2 separate regions of the Homo sapiens genome follow, and region 2 is linked to region 1. The links are chromatin loops, found by intact Hi-C in ENCODE. Cell type or tissue: Calu3. All regions are shown on one strand.

Region 1 (8,000 bases):
AACAACGTGCACATGGACACTTGATGTCTGACCATAGTGGGGACAGGAATCAGTGGGAAAAAATAGATCCTTCTTCATATCACACCCAAAAATAAACCCCAGGTACAAGAGGGCCCAAATGTGAGAGAGCAGTTTTACAAGAAATTCAGACTATCTTTAGTCTTTTAGGGTACGGGAAGGATCTCTTAAATAGGCAAAGATTATATACATCTGAGAGAAAAAGGAAAAATTAAATAATATTAGAATGTAAAGACAATCATTGTACAAGAAAAGAAAACATTAATTAAGTTCAAGCCACAGGCTTAGAAATGTTCCATGTGTAAATAACTGACAAAGGAGAATTTAATAATCAAAAAAAGTAAACATAACAATGTTTAATTTAATTCAATTCTTTTTGAGACTGAGTCTTGTTCTATTGCCCAGGATGGAGTATAGTGGTACAATCTCAACTCACTGCAACCTTCACCTCCTGGGCTCAAGCAATCCTCCCATCTCAGCCTCCAGAGTAGCTGGGACTACAGGCACATGCTACCACACTCAGCTAATTTTTAAATTTTTTTTGTAGAGAAAAGGTCTCACTATATTGACCATGCTGGTCTTGAACTCCTGGGCTCAAGCAATCCTCCTGTTTCAGCCTCTCAAAATGTTGGGATTACGGGCATGAGCCACCATGCCAGGCCAAACGTGGCATGTTTTTTAAAAGAGCAAAGGCTATGAAACGGCAATTAATCCAATATAAGGCCCAAATTGCTAATGAATATATGACAAGATGCTCATCCTTCCTAATCAGAGAAATGTAAATGAAAGCTACATGAGATGCCATCTGACGCCTACATGCTGGCAAAGCTCAAGATGTCTACTGACCTTAATCACTGGCATCGGTGTGCAACAAGGGGACCTTGCAGACACTGGGGGGCCCGCCAACTGCATAAGCATTTCAGGTATCCCATAAAGCTGAAGATGAGTCTCTTTCCTGTCACTTTCCTCTTCTAGAAAAGTCTCTACATGTAAATAGAGACATATGTTTCTTGCTCATTGTTTCTAGCCCTGAAAAACTAGAACAATCTAAGTGTTCATTATCAGGAAAACAGGTAAATAAATGAATGAACAACACAGATATCATCATGGATAAATCTTACAAACATGATATTGAGTAGAAAAATATACTTAAGGGTATGGTACCAAAGCAAACAAGCCACTCTTACACAGTCTTTGTAAGTTACTGCAGATGTATAGACAGCACAGAGACATGCCTGAGAGCAGCTGCTGTGAATCAGGGTCGGGGCCCCTGGTGCAGAGCAGGTTGTGATAGCACGTGTTGGATCCCATGACAAAAGACCCTCTTTAGAGACACAGATGTGGCTGTGACTTCCGTACCCACCCATCCTTCCCGTGACTCACCTCAGATGTGAGTTCTCAGAGCCATTCTTCTCCCACAAGGGGCTCTTCTGGGGACCCAGGTCTGGGGTTCCAGCGAGGTCCTGGTCACTGCAGTCTTCCTGGTCTGTGGCCCACTTGTCTTTGTATTTCATGCTGTCCTGCTGCGAGTCCAGAGAGACGATGTCTGAGGGGGAACTCATCACTCCTGAGTCCTCGGTCGTGTCCTCCGACGCAAAACAGCTGCCAACTGACACGGTCTCCTCCGCCTCTGACAGCACCTGCGGGGCTCCATCCGGGCTGCAGTGGCTGCCAGACCCCAGGGGCAGGCTTACTGGACAAGACACGGCAAGGACAGGTCAGCCCAAACCACTCTGGCGTCCATACTGCCTAACAAGTGTGACATCAGTCTGTCGGCCCCGCTCTAAAATTTGGGATTCAGGGTGCTCAAAGTAAAGGAAGAACCTCATTCAAATACTGCTGAATACTCCTGAAACATTTTAACTCACAGGGAGTCATTTGTGTAAGATTGAGGGCAAAATTTTCCCTCAAAAATCAGTATTTGATTAATTAGCCTTTTACATTGGTCTCCTCTCTATGGCTATGGGCAAGCACATTTAAAAATTCAAACTAATGACATGTTGAATGCAATTGTTTCTAGGCTGGCCTTTGGCTTAATGGAACTTGTTTAATGTGAGATCTTTAGAAAAACATTAAGACAATTAGAGTTTTTGGAAATATAAATAAGCAGACATAAGTATCAGTTTGGACACATCTGACGTGTATTTCATATTTGAAATCTGGCCTGGAAGATTCACGGCCCTACTCCCCAGCTTTTGGCTCTCCCTTAATTTTTACATGTGAGGCCAGTTTCTGTGGTTGAGGTTACCTGGCTCCTATGCACTAAATGTGATTCGCTGCAGGAGTTTGGTGAGATGCATAGAGTGGCAACTTGCTCTCCAAGCCAAGTTCTGTCAAGCCTTAATACTAATGATGGGTAGCACTATGGCTATTCTGCGCAACTACCTAGCTATTTGTAGATAGCAATACATTAAGTGTAAGTAATGGGAGGTCATTATTTTTCTCTTACTGAGCTTCTAGATTCTCTAAAATCACAGAAGCCTCTATGCAAAGAGATGAAATTTGAAGGACAAAAACACACAAGTCTAGCCCAGATGTATATTAGAGTTGTTATTGTTTTTTAATAAAAATAGATTTTAAACTTCAAGACACTTCAGGACATATGATCTAAGCACTATTTATAACAGTCCAGAAAACAAGCACTGTGTTTTGTTGCAGTCCCAGTGTATTTTGTTTTAAAGTCATTCTTCCCCTAAATAGTCACTGGATGCCCAAAGTGAATTAAGACTCCTCTGGGAGTGCTCACTCCACAAAATCATGCACTGAGAGTGAAGTGACATCACAATTGCACTCAACATCACCAACATTTTAACTGGACAGGAGACTAACAACTTATCACCACGAAACCAAAAGAAAATCCCATCAGGTGATGGTATATTTGAGATTCCAAACAATAAAACAAATGAAAGAACAACAGTTTAAAGAATATACATTTCACTAAAGAGCTCCAAGGTAAAGAATAGAACGAAAAAAAGGAATAGTTTAGAGCAGTGTAAACGTACGAGGAGATATGCTGAATGCAGTGATGCTGGTCTGCTGCGACCTCGCTCTTCTAGTTCTCTCCCCAGCTTTTGGGGCTAGACTCTTGTTCAAGACAAATATTGAGAAGAAACGTCGCTGTAGCTCCCTGTTTCCCATCACTCCTCTCTTGCCTTCCCTTTTGCTGCCATCACTGAACAATAAAACCAGCACGTTTTTTCTGTCTATGTTGTATATAAAAAGTATGACAAGAGTAAAACTCTCAGGTCACAGAGACCTGGATTCACACCCTGGTGGAGTAAGGTAATGCTGCTGCCCACAGGGTCCCTGTTGCTAAGTGGGTGCCTGAATGTGAACGGCCCTGTGACAGGGCCTGGGGACACATATTTCCAATCCAAGCATGTGGGCTCTCTGGCACTCACAGCTTCTGAAGGGACAGACACGTACGCAAAGAATGACAGTGCTGTATGGTCACACCAACTCTCGGTGTGCTCCCATAGGCAGAGTGTGGCAGGCTGGACTGAGCGAGGTGGTGGCACACAGTAGGGGCCACACAAATGCTGGTTTAGCCTGGCTTACCCTCTTCCCTCTCCAGGGATTATCGCTGAGGCGCAAAGTGACCTTAACAAATGTGTCCCCACTAGCTGTCTGCTGCCAGGCCCCTTGGAGGAGGCCCTCAGAGCACCTGGTACATGCCCTCTGGAGGCACAGAACACATCGCAGGGCAGAGGGACTCTAACCCACCTCCACCCCTTCTCTAGCCAGTTATAAGATCAGGAATGCTTGTCGGGTGATACATATATATTCCTCAGAAGTTTTGAGGCAATAAAAAAAAGTTGAGAGCCTGTGGTCTAAATTAAGCCACCTGCAAAGCCTTAAATCAACATGGAGTGAGAGGTCACATATTTGGTGCACACACGTGTTAAACCATTTACAAAATGACTAATGCGAGTGCTATTACCAGAGCTCCCCTTTTGCCCAGGCCAGCCCTCCTGCTCTCCATGTGGATAATCTTCCCATGGCCCGTGTGGCCTGGCCACAGCCCTGCGACACCATTCATGCCATTGGTGCAGAAGCAGGTGGGGGTGGGGGGGCCTGCTCTCAGGAGGTTTATCTGCGTCTAGGGAGAAGAGTGGCACAGGAATTGAAAAGACAACTGTCTAAATGCTGGGAGGAGAGGGAACATGGGTGAAAGGCCTTCTGCCAAAGGGGTGGGACCCGTCCAGGAAAGACCAGGCAGACCTCCCCACAGTGATGCCGGCACCTGCTCGGAGTATAGGGTGGGGCAGGGTGTGGCCAAGGGGGAGCACCTGCAAAGGCTTTGAGGAGGGTGATGGAGGCTGAGTGGGGAACTTTCCAGAGAAGCTTCCTGGTGAGCTGTCAGAGAGAGCACAGATCTGAAGAGAAGGGCAGATATTCCTGTGAAGCCCCAACCTGTGTTGGTGTGAGTTTTCAGGCAATTTCTGATCCCTCCTTTCCGAGGTCTGCTCTGTCCTGGGCATCTTTTGTTTGGAATCAGACATGCCCATCTCACTCATCCTGCCCCCACCCCACATCTCTTTTCTTCCTTCAGCTGGTTCCGATGATTAACCCCATGAACTGTAACATGTTTTGACAATTTCTGAATGAGATAATGGTGCAGGAGACTTTTTTTTTCTTCATCAATGCTAAACGGAAACTCAGAACATAAAAGGAAAACGTGGAGCTGCTTGGGCTGCATCGAGGTTGGGGGCCCAGGTCCTGTCCTCCAGATCCTGTGTGTGTCCCATTTCCCACCCTCTGTCCAGCCTCTGAGGGGCTTCCCTAGAGCCAGCGATCCAGGGACCCCAGCCTGAAACCCAGGGGCAGCAGGAGGAGGGCTGAATTGAAAGCCCAAATTGCACTCTGAACAATCCCCTTTCCCCTTTCTGTAAAATAAGCAGTTGGCTCTGACGGGCTCTAAAATCCCTTCTAGAGTGGAACTGTTAACAGTCTTTGAAATGCCAAATCAAAATATAGGATGTAAACACTCATTTTTACAACTGACCAGTGACTAATTAGGAATCTTTAAAAGGAATACAACATTGGCTTTGTCCTTTCTGCTATATTCTGTCTTCCCTGAGAGGGTAAGTCATTATTTTTGAGTTAATTAATGCACTGGCAACTTTGCTATTCTCTTAAGGCATGAACAATCTCTTTGAACTAAAAAGTTATTACTGCAGGATTTTTGCAAATGTGAAAAAGCACACTTACTTTGTCTTTCGCAGAAGCCTAATATAAATTCATGATTTAATTCTCTTCTAAATGAATAGCCACAGAGCCTGAGTAAGGAATATTAACCCTTCTATTGTCCTCCACCTAAATTATATAATCCCATGGTTCAGAGGCCATTACATATCTCTGAATGAGCTTTGGTAAATTCTTCAGCTCAAGTATAAAGAAGAAAATGCTAACTTAGGGCTACTAGTTCCTCAAGTTGAACACAATTATTCTCAGTTCGGTACTAGTTTTTCTTTTACAGAGTCAGCAAAGATAATTCCATCACTAAATGTAAGTATCTTCCAAGTAATTTTGGAATGGATTCATTTTATTGTTTTATTAAACGCAAATTAAAGATCTTGTGTCCTATGATATTGCTTTTTTTGTGGTTCATTAAGAAAGAGGATTTCTCAAAAGCCAGTTCCACCAAATTTATATGGCCCAGAGAAAATGTTTCAATGAAAGAAAAGCTACCTCGCCACCTCACACTGCTGCCTGTGGGTCCCACGGCCACTCACAACCAACAAGCAAAGCTGCACTTCATCTTAACCTGTGTTGACTTTGTTCTCTATGTTCTAGGCACTTGGAAGAAAGGGAAAAATTACAAGGTAAAGTGCTTCTGAACTAGTGATACAAACTGACATAAAGCATTTCAATAATTTTGTGGGGGCCAGGTGCAGTGGCTCACACCTGTAATCCCAGCACGTTGGGAGGCTGACGTGGGCGGATCACTTGAGGCCAGGAGTTCGAGACCAGCGTGGCCAACATGGCAAAACCTTGTCTCTACTAAAAATACAAAAAATAGCGAGGTGTGGTGGTGCACACCTGTAATCCCAGCTACTCGGGAAGTTGAGGCAGAGAATTGCTTGAACCTGAGAGGCGGAGGCTGCAGTGAGCCGAGATCACACCACTGCACTCCAGCCTGGGCGACAGAGCAAGACTCCATCTCAAAAATAAATAAATAAATAAATAGAAATAATTTTTTGGCATATCCCTCCAAATAATTTTGAACAATCATGCATCTCCTTCCATTTTTCATTGACGTCTGAAAATTTCCATCATGAGTTCAGTTGGTTGCAACAGATGTACATTTTAATTGTGTTATAAATACTAATATTTTACAATTTAAAAATATTGTAATTTTTTAAATTGTATTACTGTTTAATATGCCATTTACAACTAAATTAATTGTAAATTGCCATTTACAATGGCAAAAATATTTTGCCATTTAAAAATATAAACAAAGGAATCTGGATATCATAGTATTTTCATGCCCAGGCCCCTCCACGTAAAAATTAGTAAATGAGTTCTTCCTTTAACAGGCAGAATTTTAGAGCATGTCTCTTCTTCCTTGAACTTATTTCCATTTCACTACCTAACAGAATCTTATCCTAACTGAATGTACTTTATGCTTGAGTTTTTTTTTTTATTCATCAAGCCTCTTTGTATAGAATATGTATCTAAGTTAAAATGTAATTTTCATTTTCCCTCACCATAAGCAAGTTGTATTAAATTCCTTTTTATATTGTTTATCCTTGTGCTAATAGAAAACAGCCAACCAAAATTACATAAATGTTCTTAGAAACTTTGACATTTCTTAAGCAAAATGGTAAAATATCATTTGGAACTGCATTTCATAAGTGAGTGAGGCTTTTTCAATTAATTCCTTAAAAATGACTGGATTACTTATTGCTAGCATGAGGCAGGGTTTGGCATAAATTCAGGTCTACTTTTCCTCTTATAGATATAAGCACTAGGCAAAGCTTGTCACATACGAAGGTAAATTAAGGGACTTTTGTTATGGTTACATCATTCCATTAGGTTTCTAAAACTTTTCCTCTAATATATGTCAAAAATCACTTCATTAATCTGTCACAAAAATTATGCTTAATGATCTATAATCTGACAACTCAGTTAGATCCTTTGTCAATTTGGTTGGAAAGAAAAATTGGGAAACCACCTGATGTTCAAAAAGATTCGCCACCAACTCATTAATTTATCTGCTTGATCTTATACCAATATTTCCATTTGTTCTTTTGTTTGAGATCAGGAATAAGGTTTGCCCATCTCAGGAAAGTGCACCCCAGTGAGTTTCCTGATGGGTGAGGGGTATGTCTGTCTTTTATGAAGGAGAAGGAGGGCATCTGTAAAACTGGCATTGGGGAAAAAGACTTGGAATGATGCTGGTCACAGGTGAGTTCTCAGGCACATGAATTCCAGGAAAGAATACATGTGGAGGTATAACATTTGGAAGTGGATTCCCTTGGAAAGTCCTGATTCTCCCAGAAGAACGTGTACCCAGTTTAAACCCACCAATGTACACAATACATTTCAGTCAATTTAAGAGTTGCGAAGGTGGGATTCATGGACAATACCACAGGAATACAGAAGTGGGGTCACTCATTCTAATTAGAGGACACAGGAAAGTGACCATTGGACTGCGTCTGAACACAAGCATGATTTTGGCAGGTAGAGGACAGTTGGGTCAAAAGATGGGAAAAAGCAGAGAAATGCCAGGCTGCATGAGAAACATCAAATACTGTTGAGTGGTTGGAATCCCTAGTGTCTGTGTGCACACACGGGTGTGCAAATGTTCAGGAGGCACGGTTTGGAGAGGCTGGGTTTAGGATTCGCCTTTGAGAGACCCTCTGCCACCAGCATTATATAGATTCTGCTCTGAGTAGGCACCTCAAACTTTGTTCCCCTCTTTTTCTCTAATTGATTTCCTAGGCACAGTTTCCTCCAAGTGAAGTTTGCCTGTTCAT
Region 2 (8,000 bases), 66 kb before region 1:
CGCCCTCCAACACACTCTGCCAAAAAAGATATGTCCAAGTCCTAACCCGGGAATCTGTGAATACAATCTTACTTGGAAAAAAAAGTCTTTGCAGATGTAAGTTAAAGATCTTGAGATGAGATCATCCTGGATTTAGGGATGTTCCTAAATCCAATTATAAGTATCCTTATAAGAGGAAGAAAGAGGAAGATTTGGGATCCAGAGACCCAGAGAAGAAGGCCATATAATGAGGGAGGTAGAGATTAACGTCATCCATCTCTAAGCCAAGGAACATATGGTGCCACAAGAAGACAGAAGAGACAAAGAAGGGTTCTCTTCTAGCACCTTCAGAGAGAGTCCATCCCTCCCAACACATTGATTTTATACTTCTGGTCTCCCAAACTGTGAGAAAATGAATTTCCATTGTTTTAAGCCACCATGTGTGTGGTAATTTGTTACAGCAGCCTAGGAGACTAATGGACTGCAATTAAGAGTCCTGTTCCACTGCGGGTTATGGGGGAGGAAAACACACACTGTCACTGGCCCACAGCAATTCTGAAATCCAGCCGGACACAGATTGCCAGTTCATTAAATACATCATGAAAGACTTTTTTTATTTTTAAAAATTATGGTAAAATAAACATAACGTACAATTTACTGTTTTAACTATAAGTGTATGGTGCAGTGGAATTAAATACATTCATCTTGTTGTACGATTATTACCACCATCCATCTCCAGAACTTTTTTTATCTTCTCATGTGGAAACTCCATTTCCATTAAAAACAACTCCTGGCCAGGCTTGGTGGCTCACACCTGTAATCCCAGCACTTTGAGGGGCCGAGGTGGGTGGATCGCTTGAGGTCAGGAATTCAAGACCAGCCTGGCCAACATAATGAAACCCATCTCTACTAAAAATACAAAAATTAGCCAGGCATGGTGTGCGCCTGTAGTCCCAGCTACTCAGTAGGCTGAGGCAGGAGAATAGCTTGAACCTGGGAAATGGAGGTTGCAGTGAGCTGAGATGGCGCCACTGCACTCCAGCCTGGGCAACAGAGTGAGACTCCCTCTCAAAACAACAACAACACAACAACAAAAAAAAAAACAAAAGCAACTCCTTAGTCTCCCATCCCCGAGCCTCTGGAAACCACCATTACACTTTCTGTCTTTATTTTGTGAACCCTGAAAATCTGAGACAGGTCTCAGTTAATTTAGAAAGTTTATTTTCCCAAGATTGAGGACACGCACCCATGACACAACCTCAGGAGGTCCTGACAACATGTGCCCAAGGTGATCAGAGCACAGTTTGGTTTTGTACATTTTAGGGAGACATGAGACATCAGTCAGCATATGTAAGATAAGCATTGGTTCCGTCCGGAAAAGTGGGACAACTCAAAGCGGGGAGGGGGCTTCCAGGTCATAAGTAGATAAGAAACAAATAGCAGCATTCTTCTGAGTTTCTGATTAGCCTGTCCAAAGGAGGCAATTAGATATGCATTTGTTCAGTGAACAGAGGGGTGACTTTGAATAGAATGGGAAGCAGGTTTGCCCTAAGCAGTTCCCAGCTTGACGTTTTCATTTTTCTCAGTGATTTTGGGGCCCCAAGATTTATTTTCCTTTCACAATGTATTTAATTACTATAGAATACTTCCCATGTGGGGAATCATTCAGTATTTGTGACTGGCTTCTTTCATTTAACACAATGTCTTCAAGGTTTATCCATGTTGTAGAATGTGGCAGAATTTCTTTCCTTTCTAAGGTTGAACAATATTACATGATATGTTTATACCACATTTTGTTTATCCACTCATTCACAGATGGACACTTGAATTGCTTCCACTTTTTGGCTATTGTGAATAATGTTGCTATGAACATGGGTGTACAAATATCTGTTCAAGATTCTGTTTTCAGTTCCTTTGGAGATATACCCAGAAGTGAAATGGCTGGATCATATGGTAATTCTATTTTTAATTTTTTAAGGAACTATCATGCTGTTTTCCATAGTGGCTGTTTTCCATAGTGGCTGTGCCATTTTACATTCACTCTAGCAGTGCAGAAGAATTCCGATTTCTTCCTATGAAAGCCTTTTTTAAAAGTACAAACAGGCTGGGCACAGTGGCTCACACCTGTAACCCCAGTACTTTGAGAGGTGGAGGCAGGTGGATTGCTTAAGTCTAGGAGTTCAAGACCAGCCTGAGCAACATGGAGAAACTCCGTCTCTGCAAAAAGATTAAAAAAATTAGCTGGACTCAGGAGGCTGAGGCAGGATTATAGCTTGAGCCTGGGAGACAGAGATTGCAGTGAGCCATGATCATGCCACTGCCCTCCAGCCTGAGCAAGAGCGTGTGAGACCCTGTCTCAAAAAAAATAAAAATAAAAAAGTACAAATAATTATCTCCATATTTTTCCAATAAGATGGCTTTCTTCTACTTTCTTTTTCAACAGTAGGCCCATAAAATATATATTTCATTAATATTTGTCCTGCTTTGCCATCCTAATATATCAATTTCCCTACTATATCCAGTTAAAAAAAAATCAAATGATTCCTTTAGATCATGTTAACAAAAGTTGCAACAAAGTTGATGAAGACAAGTCATGCTGTGATGTGTGTACATGCTGGATATTCTAGCTCACTCATCTATAAGCTGTTCTATCAGAAATACATGAGATGTCATGTGTGATAGTCTCCAACACACTGTGCCTGACCACAGAAAACTCTCTAAATGTTACTCCTTCCCTCTCAGAACCCTGAACCAAAGTTAAATGATTAGTAACACATGTCATGTATCATCTTGTCATTGACTTTCAAAACTTTTATGAGCTAAACAATATCATTTTAAACAAATTGAAGATTGAAAATGGATATCAATACATAAACAGAGGAAAGAGAGGCTGCTCTGATTCCCCAAGGGTAAAGTAAGTTGGAGTGGGAGATACCACCCCCAACTCCTTCTTTTACTTGAGGAATCTCTTCAGAACATAGTTTTCAAAGTAATACCCTCAAACCAGGGTTGGCAAATTATGGCCTGTGAGCCAAACCCAGTCCACTGCCTGCATTTGTCAATAAAGTTTTATGGGAGCTCAGCTGTGCCCATATGTTTACATATTGTCTGTGGCTTTCTTGGTACAATGGCAGCATTGAGTCATCACAACAGACCATATGGCCCACAAAACTAAAATAGTTACTATTTGGCGCTTTACAGAAAAAGCTTGCCAACTGTTTTTCTAATTATTGAGCTCAATGAACAGAGAAACTCATGAGTAACCATGATAATCAGGGCTCAACTGCAGCCTGTCCAGGGATGTGGTTCACTAAATGACCAGCTGGGGCACTTGAAGGCTTCTGTGGTGAAAGCATAGAGCAAGATAGAGGATAAAGCAGGGTATTAGCAGTCTGACCAGGACCATTTGAAGTAGGAGGCTTGTGGTTTCCTAGAGGAAAAAAGAGTGCTGTTAGCAGAAAGAGGAAAAGATATAAGGCAAGGAAGAACGAAAGAACATTGCAATATCTGTTTTTAAACCATAGAAAACTAAATGAAAGAATAATCAAACAAAAATGGGATACAAATATATTCTTTTTTTTCAGCTTTTATTTTAGATTCAGAGGGTGCATGCACAGGTTTGTTACGAGAGCATATTGCATGATGTTGAGGTTTGTGGTGTGATAGAACCCATCACCCAGTTAGTGAGCATAGTACCCGATAGGTAGTTTTTCAACCCTTGCCCCCTTCTCTACCTCCCTGCTCTAATAGTCCCCAATGTCTGTTGTTCCCATCTTAATGTCTATGAGTACCCAATATTTAGCTCCCACTCGTGAGAACATGTGGTATCTGTTTCTGCATTAATTTGCTTAGGATAGTGGGCTCCAGTTGTATCTATGTTGCTGCAAAGGACAGGACTTTGTTCTTTTTTATGGCTGCATGGTATTCCACGGTGTATATGCACCACATTGTCTTTATCCAATCCACTGTTGATGGGCACCTAGGCTGATTCCATGTCTTTGCTATTGTGAATAGTGCTGTGATGAACTTACAAGTACATGTGTCTTTAATTCTTAATAGAAATGTATATTAGCAATACAGCTAAGTCTTTAAATTGCAAGCAAATGGAATGGATATGTGCCTTGACATTGGCAAACACACAGAGAAGTTTTCAGTTTTCAATTGCCTGGGCTTTCAGACTTAATAGTTTTATCTATGATAAATACTATCATCCCACGGCATTCCTTAAGCTACCTAAAAGCATGTGGAAAATCAAAGGGCTCCCATGCTTGTTCTTAGCACTCCAACAAGACACAGAAGAAAATACTATAATTTAAAGATAACATTAAAAATCTGAAACCCATTTCCACTTTGTCTTGAAATCAGTAACTTTGACCAGTATATGATAAATATTATTTGACTAAAATTTCTGCACACTTCCAGTTAAAAAATAAATAAATAACAAGGGTCTGTCCACCTCCACAACTGCTGTTTGTGTTCGCTGATGCTGATGAGGCTTTTTGAAGTCTTTTGGTTCAAAACCCTGCTGAGATCAAAGAGCTTTCAAAAGGAATCCAGGCACAACAGTGACACTTGCATACATACTCACCCTTGCTCTTTGCACATTATAATAATCCAGGTACTCTGTACTTTATTCCAGTATCCCACAGAGTAATAAACATGTTCTTTGGACAGAAAGAGAAATTCAAAAAGCAGTGGATTGTGATATTACTCCTTGATTATGTTCATATTTTCTTCAGTACTATGTAATTAGTAGTCGCAAAGGCTGATCCAAATAGGGATTAGAAAGGGAATTAAATGTTACGCAGCTGACAGAATGAATTACTCATTTCTCCTACTGTACGTATGTTTAAATATTTATGGGATTTTACCTACAGGATTGTTTTGGTGGCCCATTGCCATAATGAAATACAGCATTCTGTTTAATTACAGTGTAGCCAGGTTTTAAGGAAAATTCAGCCAAGTTGGGTTTTTTTGAAATGGATTGCTTTCAGTGGGTTGACTGGTGACTAAAATCTCTATGGCTGTGGTTGGTGCTGCTGAAATGTCCCATTCACATGGGTCCCTCATGAGCCAGAAGTTCTGATTTGGTGAATTGGCCACATACAATTAGTGTCACCAGTGCCCCATGTTCAACCCACTCATTGTCAGATGTAACGTAAGGTAAAAGTCAAGGGCGGGAAAGACTTAGGAGTGTGGATGAGTCTGTGTCCAGAATCAAATCCTATGTCGCCTCCTGGAATTTGTAGGAGCACAACCACAGGGCTCTCCTCACATTGACCTTTCCATGACCAAGAAAGAGCTCCTGGCATCAAGCACACATTCTGCCAGGCTGTGTGTTGTCAACAGATATCACTATTCTGTTGAAGACCTAAAACTGTAGCAGATGTGATTGCCATTTTTAGCTATTGTTAATTCGTTCAAACAAATTTACTGGGGAAACATTTTTCTCAGATAGATAGAATTGTAAAATAATATATGAGGTTTCCTAATTGTTCCTTTTCACTTAATATTTTTAAATACCTTTCCATTTAAATAATCATTTCAACAACACCATTTTCAATGGCTACAGAGTTCTCTTTTGTATAACTAAACCATAATTTATTATACCAATTCCCTATGATTGAACATTTCTTTGTATGTACATCTTCATGCTCTTTTCTCTTCACTTGTGCTAAATTTTGAAAATAAACACTAAATCAAAAATACACCCTTTTTAGGGCTGAACAATATTTTCAAATTGTGTGACAGAAGCATTGTTATAATTTATATTTTCACCAGTAGCTACATGAGACAGTACTCATCTCCCAACACCTTCAACAATATAATTTTTTGCCTCAAGTAACTTTGAAGGTGATTCTATTCCCTCACTGTTGTTTTAATTTGCACTTTCTGTAAACCCTAGAAAACTGATTTTTCACTATTAAAACTTGCAGTCGTAGGCCATATAGATTTCCTCAACAGCTTACAAGGTTGTGTCGGCTTTGATCTGCTTTCCCTAATTCTCCTGCGTCCTCTCAGTGTGCAACTTCAATGTTCAGGCACCTTCAGCTACGCCCGCATTCCTGACCCAACTCTGAGACCTGAGCATGGTGTTGACTTCATGGTGGGGATCCATACTGGGGCCAGGCTTTCAGGCTTGTGTTTGCTCCGGCTTTCCCCTGCTCTGGCCTCTGCATCTCCCCACACGCTGCCTCCCTCTCTGCTACCCTACCCAGGAGAGCGTCCCCATGAGGGCACCATCACCCCTGTCTTCACAGCTGTGGAGTCCAAACACTCACTGTAAAGTGTCGCCATCCTCTGCCTGTTTGACAGTATGACTTTAAGGTCCAACCAATAGCCCCATTGCTCTGCAGATTTTCTATGAACTTAAATCTTAAAGTTGCTGAATTCTGAAAGTGACATTCCCCTGTTCCATCCCAGGCATTTGAACTCGGCCCAGACCTCTCTTCTAGTGATTCTTGGGACTTTTCGGTGTTCAGCTTCAATAAGAGAGGATACAATTTAGGGGGGGGCAGGTGCAAATGTACGTTCTGTCTTCACCATTTACTTTCCCCCCGCCTCAGTTTCCTCATCTGTAAAAGACAGGCAGGTAAGAATGCTCGCCACTCTGCGTTTTTGTGGGCATGAAATGCTGGGACTTCATGACTGCATCCCGTGGAGTGTGTAATGTTTTCAGCAACAGTAGCAGGGGATCAGAGAGGTCACCTGCTGGTCTACCACCTTCTTTGTCCTGTTTTTATAGCAAATTGATCTCTGAACAGTCCTGGAATCTATTTTCTCCCCAGGAGTAGAGGATGGACTGAATTTCTGAATGTGTTGTTCCTGCTCCCTCTCCTCTTCCCCAAAGCTGTTACCTGAACCAGGAACTCCTGCAGGGGTCACAGCCTCTGGAGTTGCCAGAGCAACACCCTGGGGACATGGTACATCTGCCTCACAGAGCATGAGGAGTGGTGGGAAGGGTGTGCCTCCCCAAGCCCAGCTCATAGGATGTGGCCTGTGGTGAGGACGGGACTTCCATTCCCATGGCACAATGCCTGTCCCCTCCAAAGGCATCCTGCTCTGTCACAGCCTGCCATCCACAAGCAGTAGGTAATAATGCAGAGACCAGAAAATAGGGAGCCTGCCCTTGCTTCTGCTGCCCTCAGTGTGGAGATGCTGAATAACAAAGACCCCGTGCAGGGACTGTGCTGGTGGATGGGTAGCTGTCAAGTTGACTGAGTCACAAGGTGCCCAGATGTTTGCTGAAACATTATTTCTGGGCATCTCTGTGAGGGCAGTTCTGGATTAACATCTGAAATGGCCAACTGAGTAAAGCAGATGGCCCTCCCCACCGTATGGGGCTCATCCTGTCCATTTAGGGCCTGAATCGAATAAACAGCACCTGTAGTCCCAGCTACTTGGGAGGCTGAGGCAGGAGAATTGCTTGAACCCGGGAGGCGGAGGTTGCAGTGAGCCAAGATTGCACCACTGCAATCCAGCCTGGGTGACAAAGCGAGACTCTGTCTCAAAAAAAAAAAAAAAAAGAATAAACGGCCGAGTGGACAGAACCTTCCCTCTCTGCCTGACTGTCCTCACTGGGGCATCAGTCTTCTCCTGCCTTCAGACTCAAACCTGACCTGGAATGGTACCATTGGCTCTTCTGGGTCTGTACTTCTTATTTCTGCAATAACATGAACATATTCCTTATAATAAACCTCTTTATGTTGATATCCGTATATATACACACACACACACACACACACACACACACACACACACACATATACACATACATGTCCTATTGGCTCTGTTTTTCTGGGGAACCCTAACTAATATTAATACTTTTCTCCTTAGTAATGGAAGATCTAGGTGACCGCGTGAAAGCCATTTGTCCTCTCTAGTTTCCTCTTTTGTACAACAGGAGTAATAATATTGATCTCACATGTGAAAGTATTAAAGGATTAAGGGGCCACTTAGCACTTTGTGTTGGGTTCATGGTAAGAGTTCAATAGACTGTGGCTTTGGGGAGGAGGTGTACA

What was found. Hi-C counts contacts between places; a loop is a spot of excess contacts. Peaks named below come from ENCODE experiments on the same cell type or tissue, not always from the same donor. Only the 100,000 strongest peaks of a DNase experiment are listed, where the experiment ranks them.
Region 2: it touches region 1 in a loop (2.3-fold over the local background); 2 of 110 quality-filtered maps call a loop at or near these places.

The regions. Positions count from the first base shown.
Region 1 is chr7:51,041,982-51,049,981 of GRCh38, forward strand. It overlaps COBL (cordon-bleu WH2 repeat protein), which reads right to left. Exons shown (of 13, transcript NM_015198.5): 8 at 1,402-1,711. Among named protein-coding and RNA genes, the nearest start is that of GRB10, 260 kb to the left of the region's middle. In Calu3, no CTCF peak of the experiment used is centred here; DNase peaks (open chromatin) are centred at 3,980 and 4,270.
Region 2 is chr7:50,975,743-50,983,742 of GRCh38, forward strand. No RefSeq gene overlaps it. Among named protein-coding and RNA genes, the nearest start is that of GRB10, 200 kb to the left of the region's middle. In Calu3, CTCF peaks have their summits at 3,288 and 3,500; a DNase peak (open chromatin) is centred at 7,129.